Linked DNA regions of Homo sapiens: region 1 is linked to region 2. The links are chromatin loops, found by intact Hi-C in ENCODE. Cell type or tissue: heart right ventricle. All regions are shown on one strand. Links, peaks and the distances in the headings refer to the core of each region. The heading gives the core; the rest is flanking DNA.

What was found. A loop is a pair of places that touch in the nucleus more often than their neighbours do. Peaks named below come from ENCODE experiments on the same cell type or tissue, not always from the same donor. Only the 100,000 strongest peaks of a DNase experiment are listed, where the experiment ranks them.
Region 1: it touches region 2 in a loop (4-fold over the local background); 7 of 110 quality-filtered maps call a loop at or near these places.

What each region holds. Positions count from the first base shown.
Region 1 is chr7:74,572,380-74,578,782 of GRCh38, forward strand. All of the region lies in intron 22 of GTF2IRD1 (GTF2I repeat domain containing 1), which reads left to right. Among named protein-coding and RNA genes, the nearest start is that of MIR10525, 20 kb to the right of the region's middle. In heart right ventricle, for the core only: no CTCF peak of the experiment used is centred there; no DNase peak of the experiment used is centred there; H3K27ac peaks cover 452 bases.
Region 2 is chr7:74,632,723-74,639,125 of GRCh38, forward strand. No RefSeq gene overlaps it. Among named protein-coding and RNA genes, the nearest start is that of GTF2I, 22 kb to the right of the region's middle. In heart right ventricle, for the core only: no CTCF peak of the experiment used is centred there; a DNase peak (open chromatin) is centred at 3,131.

The DNA.
Region 1 (6,403 bases), core at 506-5,505, 60 kb before region 2:
GCTACCTGTGATCTTGGATAAGTTAACTTACCATCTCTGATCTAGATAAGTCAACTTACTATCTCTGATCTTGGATAAGTTAACTTGCTTGTCTCTGATTTTAGATAAGTTAACTTACTGTCTTTGATCTTGGATGAGTTAACTGTCTTTGGGTCTCCATTTCTTTGACGTGATACAGAACAAGGACATCCTCCATGATCCTCCCTTCTGCTGCCCAAGACTTGAGAGTCATTTCCTTGTCGCCAATCACACACAGGCACACACCCTCTGGCCCCTGCCTCCCTCTCTCAGCCTTCCCCACCCCCTCTCTACCCTTCCAACTCTGTCTTGAGCTCTTGAAAGCTCAAAATAAAGCCACCCTTTCTCAAGTTTCTAAAGATATCACAATTCCAGCGCCAGCCACATGTTTCTCCACTGAATTATCTCTGCTTGTCTTTGTTAATTAGGGTTCAGTAATGATCTCCCTTCTGCCTTCCCAGGGAGAGCTGGCATCTGCGGGGCGGGGCTTGGAGGCCTTTGTGGGCAGACGAGACGCCCTACTGCCGGGCCCAGAGTTGGCCCGACGCCTCCTTTCTTCTGAAGTGGCAGAGTGGGCCATGAAATGATGGCATGTTGGGGAGACCCTGCCCTTTTCTGGCTGGTGGGGACTTAGCTGGGGTCATTGCAACACCATTCTGCCCCCCAACCTTCCACACGTCGGGGAAGGGAACTCCAAGGTTTTTAGCCTTTATTAGATGGGCTTCCAGGCTGGGTGCGGTTGCTTACACTTGTCATCCCAGCACTGTGGGAAGTTGAGGCAGGCGGATTGCTTGAGCAATCCTGGAGTTCGAGACCAGCCTGGGCAACATGGCAAAATCCCATCTTGACAAAAAATGAGCCAGGCATGAGGGCACATGCCTGTAGTCCCAGCTACTCAGGAGGTTAAGGCAAGAGGCTCACTTGAGCCCAGGAGGTTGAGGCTGTGGTGAGCCGTGATCGTGCCACTGCCCACCAGCCTGGGCAACAGAGCAAGACCTTCTCTCAAAAAAAAAAAAAACGATTAAAATTTAAAATAGACAGGGGCTTTCCGGACCCGAAAGGGAGCAGGGTTGGGGGCGCCTTTAGAGTCTTTTGCAACATCCCAGAAAGCCTCCCAGAAACCCTTTCCCCAGCGAAGACCACCCAAGCTGACAAGAGCAACCAGCACCTTTATTTGGGCTGGAATGAGATCAGCACCGAGGGGTCGCCAGGCACCTTGTGCAGAACAGAAGCTGATGCGTGTGTCTGAGCCATAGAAGTAGAGCAGGGGCAGGGTGGTAACCATGGCTCAGCACATGTGGTTTACTGGGTGTACCCGATCCTTCCAGCCTTGTGGGGAGGGGTGTGGGGACAAAAGAGGAGGGAGGTGGAGGTTGGGGGCCATGCAGGCCTAGCCCTCTAAGAACCTTCGTGTCATGGAGAGGGCTCAGCACCACCCACAGCAGACTTCGTGTGGCCCCAACAGAGGCCTTGGGGGCGCAGGTGCAGTCACTCATTTGTGCACAGGCCCAGGTGTCTCACTGGGGCCAGCACTGTGCCAGATACTGGTCTTTTATTATTATTTCATTATTCTTTTTGTTTGTTTCTGTTTTGTTTTGTCTTTGAGACAGAGTTGCGCTCTTATTGCCCAGGCTGGAGTGCAGCAGTGCAATCTCAGCTCACTGCAACCTCCGCCTCCCGGGTTCAAGCAATTCTCCTGCCTTAGCCTCCTGAGCATCTGGGATTACAGGCATGCACCACCACACCAAGCTAATTTTTTTTTTTTTTTTTTTTTTTGTATTTTTAGTAGAGACTGGATTTCACCATGTTGGCCAGGCTGGTCTCGAACTCCTGACCTCAGGTGATCCACCTGCCTCGACCTCCCAAAGTGCCGGGATTACTGGTGTGAGCCACTGAGCCCGGCCTCATTATTCTTATTTAATATTTTTGTAGGACAGCATCTTGCTTCATTGCCCAGGCTGGTCTAGAACTCCTGGCTTCAAGGGATCTCACCGCCTTGGTTTCCCAAAGTGCTGGGATTACAGGCGTGAGCCACTACACCGGGCCTAGATACTGGAATTTTTTTTTTTTTTTTTTTTTAAGGCAGGGTCTCTCTCTGTCACTCAGGCTGGAGTGCAGTAGCACGATCACGGCTCACTGCATCCTCGACCTCCCTAAGCTCAAGTGATCCTCCTGCCTCAGCCTCCCAAGTAGCTGGGACTGGAGGCGTGCACCACCGTGCCAGGCTAATTTTTGTATTTTTTTGTAGAGACGGGGTTTTGCCATGTTTCCCAGGCTGGTCTGGAACTCCTGGGCTCAAGTAATCCACACACCTCTAACTTCCAAAGTACTGGGATTACAGATGTGAGCCACCGTGCCCGGCCTATGCTGGACTTTTAATCAACACTGATTAAAAAAAAAAAAAAACCCGGCTGAGTGCAGTGGTTCACGTCTGTAATCCCAGCACTTCGGGAGGCTGAGGTGGGCGGATCACCTAAGGTCAGGAGTTTGAGACCAGCCTGGCTAACATGGTGAAACTCCGTTTCTACTAAAAATACAAAAAATTAGCCCAGCATCATGACACACACCTATAATCCCAGCTACTTGGGAGGCTGAGGCAGGAGAATCGCTTGAACCCGGGAGGTGGAAGTTGCAGTGAGCCGAGATTGCGCCATTGCGCTCCAGCTTGGGCAACAAGAGCGAAACTCCGTCTCAAAATACAAAAAAACAAAAAAAACCCAGCCTCACGGAGCCTACATGGTGGGGCGGGGGGATAAACAGAAAATCTGCAAAGCGTAAACCATGGGAGCAATTGTATTTATTTTTAGGAGATTGCAACATTATTTAGGTGATGACCAGAAGGAGGCCTTAGTTTTAAAGGCCTGAAGGGGCAGCAGGGAACAGCATTGCAGGCAGAGAGAACAGCAGCTGCAAAGCCCCTGAGGTCACCTGCCAAGGTATCAGAGGAAGGTCAGGGGAAGTGAGAGATGAGATGGAGATGGACAGGGAAGATGGTACATGGCCAGATAAGGATTTTGACTTTTGCTCAGAGTGAGCTTAGAGTCGGTGCAGTTCTGAGCAGAGGGTAACAGGATCCAGCTTGTTTTAACAGAATCCCTCTGGTTGCTGGCTTGAGGACAGACAAGGGTGGAGAGACATAAGGAGGTTGTAATAATCCAGGCGACGCCTGTGGCGGCAGTGGGGTGGTGAGTCACCCACTCTTAGGTGAGTTGGCTGAAGCCAACAGAATGTGCTGATATAAGCTGTGAGAAAATGAGGAGCTGACTTTGACTTCAGAGGTTCAGGCTGAACTTGGGGAAGGACGGAGGTGCTGTGGGTGGAGACAGGGAAGATGCAGGAGAAGCTGGTGGGGCAGGAGGTGGCGGATCAGGCGTGTTCAATCTGGGGTCTCATCCAGTCGAAGTTGGAAGCAAGTTGGGGCTCAGGGGAGCAGTCCAGGCTTGAGATATGATTTGGGGAATCATGAATTTATAACTGGTATTTCAAGCCTTAAAACAGGCCGGGTCCAGTGGCTCACGCCAGCACTCTGGAAGGCTGAGACAGAAGGGTCACTTGAGCCCAGGAGTTCGAGACAAGCCTGGGCAACATAGCAAGACCCCATCTCTAAAAAAAAAAAAATAGCTGCACGTAGTGCACACCTGTGGTCCCAGCTACTAGGGAGGCTGAGGTGGGAGGATGACTTGAGCTCAGGAGGTCAGGCTGCAGTGAGCCACGATTGTGCCACTGAACTCCAGCGTGGGAAACAGAGTGAGACCCTGTCTCAAAAAAATAAATAAATTACCTAAACGTAGTGGCTTCAAACAACACAAATTTATTGCCTTACAGTTTTGGAGATCAGAAGTCTGAAATGAGTCTTCCAAGGCTAATGTCAAGGTGTCAGGGGCCAGGTGCAGTGGCTCACGACTGTAATCCTAGCACTTCGGGAGGCTGAGGCGGGCGAATCACTTGAGATCAGGAGTTCGAGACCAGCCTGGCCAACGTGGTAAAACCCCATCTCTACTAAAAATACAAAAATTAGCCAGGTGTGGTGGTGCGCACTTGTAATCCCAGCTACTCGGGAGGCTGAGGCAAGAGAATCCCTTGAACCCAGGAGGCGGAGTTTGCAGTGAGCTGAGATCGTGCCATTGCACTCCAGCCTGGGCTACAAGAAAAAAAAAAAAAAAAGATGTCAGCAGGGCTGATCCTTCTGGAGGCTCTAGGGGAAAATCTATTTCCTTGTCTTTTTTTTTTTTTTTTTTTTTTTTTTTTTTTTGAGACAGAGTCTTCAGGCTGGAGTGCAGTGGCGCGATCTCAGCTCACTGCAACCTCCGCCTTCCAGGTTCAAGCAATTCTCCTGCCTCAGCTTCCTGAGTAGCTGGGATTACAGGCATATGCCAACATGCCCGGCTAATTTTTGTATTTGTAGTAGAGACAGGGTTTCACCATGTTGCCCAGGCTGGTCTCAAACTCCTGACCTCAAGTGATCTGCCCACTTTGGCCTTCCAAAGTGCTGGGATTACAGGTGTGAGCCACTGAGCACGGCCCCCTGTTTTAAGGATTAAATGAATGAATCCATGCAAAGATCAAAGAGCAGTGCCTGGCACAGAAGAGCTCAGATTCTCTGAGTTACCAAGTGCCCGTGATGGGTTGGGCATTTTTTTTATTTGTTTGTTTGTTTTGAGATGGAGTCTTGCTCTGTCGCCCAGGCTGGAGTGCAGTGGCGCAATCTCGGCTCACTGCAAGCTCTGCCTCCTGAGTTCAAGCAATTCTCCTGCCTCAGCCTCCTGAGTAGCTGTGACTACAAGCGTGCACCACCTATCCCAGCTAATTTTTTGTATTTTTAGTAGAGACGGGATTTCGCCATGTTGGCCAGACTAGTCTTGAACTCCTGGCCTCAAGCGATCCACCCGCCTCAGCCTCCCAAAGTGGTGGGATTACAGGCGTGAGCCACCGCGCCCAGCTGGGTTCAGTAATTCTTAGCATATTGCCAATTTTCCCTGCTTTCTCTCTCACACACACGCGCACACACATAATTTCTCTTTCTTTTTCTCTATTTGAAGTAAGGTGCAAACATCTTGACTCTTCGTGCCTAAATGTTTCAATGCACATCTCCTAAGAAAACACTGTTATCTTACATACTCACAATAGCATCATCGTACTTATACAACTTAATAATTCCCTGTCATCTAATACATGGTCTTTATTCAAATTTCCAAAACTGTCTTCTATGCCTGTTCTCCTCCATGATATAATCATTTTTCACTGGTTGATTTCTTTTTTAATTTTTTTTTTTTTTAAAGACAGTCTCCCTCTTGCCCAGGCAGGAGTGCAGTGGCACAGTCATAGCTTACTGCAGCCTGGACCTTCTAGGCTCAAACCATCCTTACCACCTCAGCCCCTCGAGTGGCTAGGACTACAAGCACACGTGCTACCATGCCCAGCTCATATTTTATTTTTTACTTTTGTAGAGATAGGCTGGAGTGCAGTGACACTATCACATAGCTCACTGTAACCTCCAACTCCTGGGCTCAAACAATCCTCCCGCATCAGCCTCCCAAGTAGCTGGGACTATAGCTGGGTGCCACTGTACCAGCTACTTTTAAATTTTTTGTAGACAGAGTCTCTCTATGTTACCCAAGGCTGGTCTCCAACTCCTGCCCTCAAGTGATCCTCCTGTCTCGGCCTCCCAAAGTGCTGAGATTATAGGTGTGAGCCACCACGCCAGGCTCACGGGTTAATTTTTTAAAAATTATTTTATTGCATGTAATGTTTGCCTAAACAAAAATTATTTCATTTTGCTTATAATTTTACTTTCTTTTTTTTGAGACGGAGTCTCGCACTGTCGCCCAGGCTGGAGTGAAGTAGTGTGATCTTGGCTCACTGCAACCTCCACCTCCCAGGTTCAAGTGATTCTCCTGCCTCACTCAGCCTTCCGAGTAGCTGGGACTATAGGTGCCCGCCACCACGCCCAGCTAATTTTTTGTAGAGACGGGGTTTCACTGTGTTAGCCAGGATGGTCTCCATCTCCTGACCTCACGATCCACCCGCCTCAGCCTCCCAAAATGCTGGGATTACAGGCATGAGCCACCGCGCCCAGCCTATAATTTTACTTTTATGACAAAGGCGTGTTATTGAATAGAGTCTGGGACTTGCTGTTTTCCACTTAGCTTTGGTTGACATAATGCTGAAGTGTGTAGCTGTAGCTTCTTAGTTCTCATGGCTCTATAATCTTCCATTGAGTGGAATTTTACCATGATGCAATTCCTCTCTCTCCCCTCCTTGGGGATTGGGCTGCTTCCATTGTTTTGCTGTTACTAAGAATGCAATTAACACTTATAGCCGGGCACGATGGCTCATGTCTGTAAACCCAGCACTGTGGCAGGCCACGACGGGAGGATCCCTTGAG
Region 2 (6,403 bases), core at 436-5,435:
CACACATTCACACATATACACACACGCTTCCTATAGAACTGAGCTCAGGACAAAATCCAACTGTGAGGGCCACTGAAGGCCTGTTTTGCAAAACGGCTGCTCCAGTTTTTTTTCATCTGGATGAGCAGAAGAGAAAGACATGCTTGTGGGCCAGGCGCAGTGGCTCACGCCTGTAATCCCAGCACTTTTGGGGGGGCCTAGGCAGGTAGATCACGAGGGCAGGAGTTTGAGACTAGCCTGATCAACATGGTGAAACACCATCTCTATTAAAAACACAAAAATTAGGCAGGCATAGTGGCGCGTGCCTGTAATCCCAGCTATTGAGGAGGCTGAGGCAGGAGAATCGCTTGAACCTGGGAGGCAGAGGTTGCAGTGGGCTGAGATTGTGCCACTGGAGTCTGGCCTGGGCAACAGAACGAGATTGCACCTCAAAAAAAATTTTTTTAAATACAACTAAAAAATACAAAAATTAGGCTGGGCGCGGTGGCTCACGCCTGTAATCCCAACACTTTGGGAGGCCGAGGCGGGTGGATCACCTGAGGTCAGGAGTTCAAGACCAGCCTGGCCAACATGGTGAAACTCCATCTCAACTAAAAATACAAAAAAATTAGCTGGGCGTGATGGTACGTGCCTATAATCCCAACTACTTGGGAGGCCGAGGCAGGAGAATTGCTTGAACCTGGGAGGCAGAGGTTGTAGTGAACCGAGATCACGCCACTGCACTCCAGCCTGGACAGCAGAGTGAGATGTGCTTGTGGCCACTGGGAAGGGTCAAAGTCTTTCAAGTTCAAGTAGGGACCTGCAGAGAGGTTTCTCACGGCACAGCATGGAGCTGAAACAGGTCGTGAAACCAGATCAGACCCAGGGCCGGGGTGTGCGAAGGAGGCCTTGGGGCTCAGAGCTCTCGCCTGAGAATTTCACACAAGACTCGTCCCATTCTGCAGGTCTGGATTTGAGGATTTGCTCCTGGGCTTCACTGGTTATCTGCACATCGGTGCCAACTGGCAAAGGTCAAGGTAGGCTGGATCCAGGCTGGAACCAGCAGGTGCCCTGAGGACTGCGACAGGAAGCCAATTAGGAACAACTTCTTATTGTCTCCTTGCTGAAAACCACAGAGTTCTTATCTTCTGAAAACTTTGCTCTGGGCTGGAAGGCGTGGCTGGTTGCCCTGCTGGTATCAGGGCCACAGTGGGAACCAGTACTGGCCATTGGACTAAGTGTCCTTTTTTTAATTAAAAAAAAAAAAGTTGGATTATTTTATATACAGTATTAGTCCCTCTCCTCTCTCCTGCTTAATTTGTATTTAATTTTCTCTTTTTTTTTTTTTTTGAGAAGGAGTCTCTCTCTGTCGCCCAGGCTGGAGTGCAGTGGCATGATCTCGGCTCACTGCAAGCTCCGCCTCCCGGGTTCACGCCATTCTCCTGCCTCAGCCTCCCAAGTAGCTGGGACTACAGGTGCCCGCCACCATGCCCGGCTAATTTTTTTATATTTTTTAGTAGAGACGGGGTTTCACCGTGTTAGCCAGGATGGTCTCGATCTCCCGACCTCATGATCTGCCCGCCTCGGCCTCCCAAAGTGCTGGGATTACAGACGTGAGCCACCACGCCCGGCCTATAAAAAGTTGTATTATTATATTTTTAAAATTTTTTATTTTATTTTAGTGTGTTTGGCAGAGTCACCCAGGCTGGAGTGCACTGGCACGATCTCAGCTCACTGCAGCCTCCATCTCCCAGGATCAAGCGATTCTCCTGCCTTAGCCTCCCGAGTAGCTGGGATTACAGGCACCCGCCACCACACCCAGCTAATTTTTGTATTTTTAGTAGAGATGGGGTTTCACCATGTTGGCCAGGCTGGTCGCAAACTCCTGACCTCAGGTGATCCACCCGCCTCGGCCTCCCAAAGTGCTGGGATTACAGGCATGAGCTACCATGCCCAGCCCTCCTGGCTAATTTTTATATCTTTAGTAGAGACAGGGTTTCACCATGTTGTCCAGGCTGGTCTTGAACTCCTGACTCTCAAATACAAAAAATTGGCTGGGCGCGGTGGCTCACACCTGTAATCCCAGCACTTCGGGAGGCCGAGGCGGGTAGATCATGAGGTCAGGAGATCGAGACCATCCTGGCTAACATGGTGAAACCCCGTCTCTACTAAAAATACAAAAAATTAGCCGGGTGTGGTGATGGGCACCTGTAGTCCCAGCTACTCGGGAGGCTGAGGCAGGAGAATGGCATGAACCTGGGAGGCGGAGCTTGCAGTGAGCCGAGATCGTGCCACTGCACTCCAGCCTGGGCAACAGAGTGAGACTCCATCTCAAAAAAAAAAAAAAAAATAGTCCCAGCTACTCAGTAGGCTGAGGTGGGAGGATCACTTGAGCTAGGGATGTCAGGGTTGCAGTGAGCTGACATCTTGCCACTACGCTCCAGCCTGGGCTGCAGAGCAATACCCTGTCTAAAAAAGAAAAAAAAGAAGAAAGTAAGCAGGCAAGCAGGTCAGTGATTGCCAGGGCCTGGGGTGGTGGGTGGTGAAGAAAATTAACTAATGAAGAGGGGCACAGGAAACTTTCTAGAGCAATGGAAGTGTTGCATATATTTTTTTTTGACGGAGTCTTGCTCTGTCGCCCAGGCTGGAGTGCAGTGTTGTGATCTCGGCTTACTGCGACCTCCACCTCCTGGGTTCAAGCCATTCTCCTGCCTCAGCCTCCGGAGTAGCTGGGATTTCAGGCACGGCATGCGCCAGCACGCCCGGCTAATTTTTGTATTTTTAGTAGAGACAGGGTTTCACCATGTTGGCCAGGCTGGGCTCAAACTCCTGACCTCAGATGATCTGCCTGCCTCGGCCTCCCAAAGTGCTGGGATTACAGGCATGAGCCACCGCACCCAGCCCTGTATCTTGATTATGGTGGGGGTGACACGGGTGAGTGAAAATATTTGCTAAGGCTCCTTTAAGTAAACACATAAAAACGAATGCATTTTATTCTGTGTAAATAAAATACTTGAATAAAGTTGTTAAAAAAAAAAAAAAGCAGCAGCAGCTTAGTCCAGCTTCCCTGAGTGGGTGGTGTAATTTCGCCTGGAAGCGGAGGCTGGAATGACAGGCATCTTGGCCAACGTGTTCAGCACAAACCAGTCAACTGGCACAGAGGGCCCATTGTGATCAGACCACAGACTCTTCAGACAGAGCTGCATCTTCCCCTGCGCCCCGGCCAGCGCTGGCTGTGTGCCATTCCCTCTGCACCCTGTGCACCTTGACACAGTAGATCTCTGCACAAGCCCTTCTCTTTGCCTCCTTACCCCCTACCCTCCACCTTCTTCACCAGGAAAGTTCTATGCATTGTTCAAATGCCCCCACTCCCCACCTCCTCTGGGCTCTTTTTTTTTTGAGACAGAATCTCACTCTGTAGCCCAGGCTGGAGTGCAGTGGCACAATCTCGGCTCACTGCAACCTCCGCCTCCCGGGTTCAAGTGATTCTCTTGCCTCAGCCTCCTGAGTAGCTGGGACTATAGGCATGTGCCAACACACCCGGCTAATTGTTGTAGTTTTAGTAGAGACGGGGTTTCACCATGTTGGCCAGGCTGGTCTCAAACTCCTGACGTCAAGGGATCCGCCTACCTTGGTCTCCCAAAGTGTTGGCATTACAGCGATGAGTCACCATGCCCGGCCTTTGGGATCTTATGACAGGTGCCCTAGTCAGACTATATTATGACCTGTTTACAACTCTGTCCCCCAACAAGTCTGTAAACTATTTCTTTTTCTTTTTTTTTTTGAGACAGAGTCTCACTCTGTCTCCGAGGCTGGAGTGCAGTGGCGTGATCTCGGCTCAGTGCAACCTCTGTCTCCCAGGTTCAAGCGATTCTCCTGTCTCAGCCTCCCAAGTAGCTGAGACTACAGGTGCCCACTACCACGCCCAGCTAATTTTTGTGTTTTTAGTAGAGACGTAGTTTCACCATGTTGGCCAGGCTGGTCTCAAACTCCTGATCTTAGGTGATCTGCCCACTTCAGCTTCTCAAAGTGCTGGTATTCCAGGCAGGAGCCACCATGCCCGGCCTCTGGGCTCTTATTACAGATGCCATAGTCAGATTGTATTATAACCTGTTCACAACGCTGTCCTCCCACAAGTCCGTAAACTTCTTGAGGTCACAGATGGTACCATTTTTATCTCTGCATCCCCAAAGCACCTAACACATTCCCTAAAACACAGCAATAAAACATTCCTTGCATCCTTGTCAAGCAATGGTGTCAGCCCTTTACACGCTTTGTTTATTTATTTATTTATTTATTTATTTATTGACGGAATTTATTTAGAGACAGCCTGTTGCCCAGGCTGGAGTGTGATGGTGTGATCATAGCTCACAGCAGCCTCGAGCTCCTGCACTCAAGCAATCCTCTCACTTCAGCCTCCTGAGTAGCTGGGGCCACGGGTGTGTGTCTCCAAACCCAGCTAACTTAAAAATTTATTTTTTGCAGACAGAGGGTCTCCCTATGTGGCCCAGGCTGATCTCAAACTCCTGGGCTCAAGCAGTCCTCCCACCTCAGCCTCCCAAAATGTGGGGATTACAGGCATGAGCTACCGGGACCAGCTAATTTTTAAAATTTTTCTTTTTCTTTTTTTTTTTGAGACGGAGTCTCGCTCTGTCGCCCAGGCTGGAGTGCAGTGGCGGGATCTCGGCTCACTGCAAGCTCCGCCTCCCGGGTTCACGCCATTCTCCTGCCTCAGCCTCCCAAGTAGCTGGGACTACAGGCGCCCGCCACTACACCTGGCTAATTTTTTGTATTTTTAGTAGAGACGGGGTTTCACCGTTTTTTAGCCGGGATGGTCTCAATCTCCTGACCTCGTGATCCGCCCGCCTCGGCCTCCCAAAGTGCTGAGATTACAGGCGTGAGCCACCGCGCCCGGCCAAATTTTTCTTTTTTGTAGAGATGGGGTCTCCCTATGTCGCCTGGGCTGGTGTCAAATTCCTGACCTCGAGTGATCCTCCTGCCTTGGCTTCCTAAAGGGCTGAGATTACAAGTGTGAGCCACTGTGCCTGGGCAACTCAAGTCCCCTTCACCTTCAGTCATTCAGTCAACAAACACCAAATACTTGCTCCACACTAGGCATGCCCCAGGCCAATGAATGAGGCTTGGTCCCCGCCCTTAGTGAGCTTATATAAGAGGAAGACTCACAAACAGTGGGCTTTTTGGATGGAAACATGAATGAATGAATGAATGAATGAGTGAATACAAGCTGCCTTTCCTCTCCACTGCTGTCTGGGTGATCACGCAGTATGTGCGGCAGGTGCCTATCCCGTCCCATTCCACGTCCGCTCTGGAGGGTCCTAATCTAGGACACCTTAGCGTATCTCATAGATGGCCAGCTATGGATCTAAGATTCATTGGGCCAATGGATTTGTACTTTTTTGGTGGGCTAATAGTCACAGCTGTGTCTCTCTATTTTATTTTATTATGTTATTATCTTTTATTTTTTATTCTTTTTTGAGACAGGGTCTCTGTCACCCAGGCTGGAGTGCAGTGGTGTGATCTCAGCCCACTGCAACGTCTGCCTCCTGGGTTCAAGCGATTCTCGTGCATCCACCTCCCGAGTAGCTGGGACATCCGGCTAATTTTTGTATTTTCAGTAGAGACGGGGTTTCGCCATGCTGGCCAGACTGGTCTTGAATTCTAGACATCAAGTGATTCACCTGCCTCGGCCTCCCAGAGTGGCAGGATTACAGGGGTGAGCCACTGTACCTGGCCTGTTTTTGTATTTTATTATCAAAATCTAGTGGATTTTATTAACTAGGCTTATGTTGAGGGCCGGACGCGGTGGCTCATGTCTGTAATCCCAGCACTTTGGGAGGCTGAGGTGGGCAGATCACCTGAGGCCAGGAGTTCAAGATCATCCTGGCCAACATGGTGAAACCTCGTCTCTACTAAAACTACAAAAATTAGCCTAGCATGGTGGCACGTGCCTGTAATCTCAGCTATTCAGGAGGCTGAGGCAGGACAATCACTTGAATCCGGGAGACAGAGGTTGCAGCAAGCCGAGATTATGCCACTGCACTGCAGCTGGGGCGACAGAGCGAAACTCCGTCTCAAAACAAAAAAACAAAAAACAAAAAAACTAGGGTTATGTTGGCATCGCTTGCTTTTTTTTTTTTTTTTGAGACAAGGTCTCGCTCTGTCACCCAGGCTGGATTCCAGTGCTGTGATCATAGCTCACCACAGCCTCAAACTCCTGGGCTCAGATGATCCTCCCACCACAACCTTCTGAGTAGGTGGGAATACAGGGGTGCACCACGACACCTGGATAATTTTTAAAATTTTTTGTAGAGGTCAGGGGTCTCACTATCTTGCCCAGGCTGGTCTTGAACTCCGGGCCTCAAGCGATTCTCCTGCCTTGGCCTCCCAAAGTGCTGGTATTACA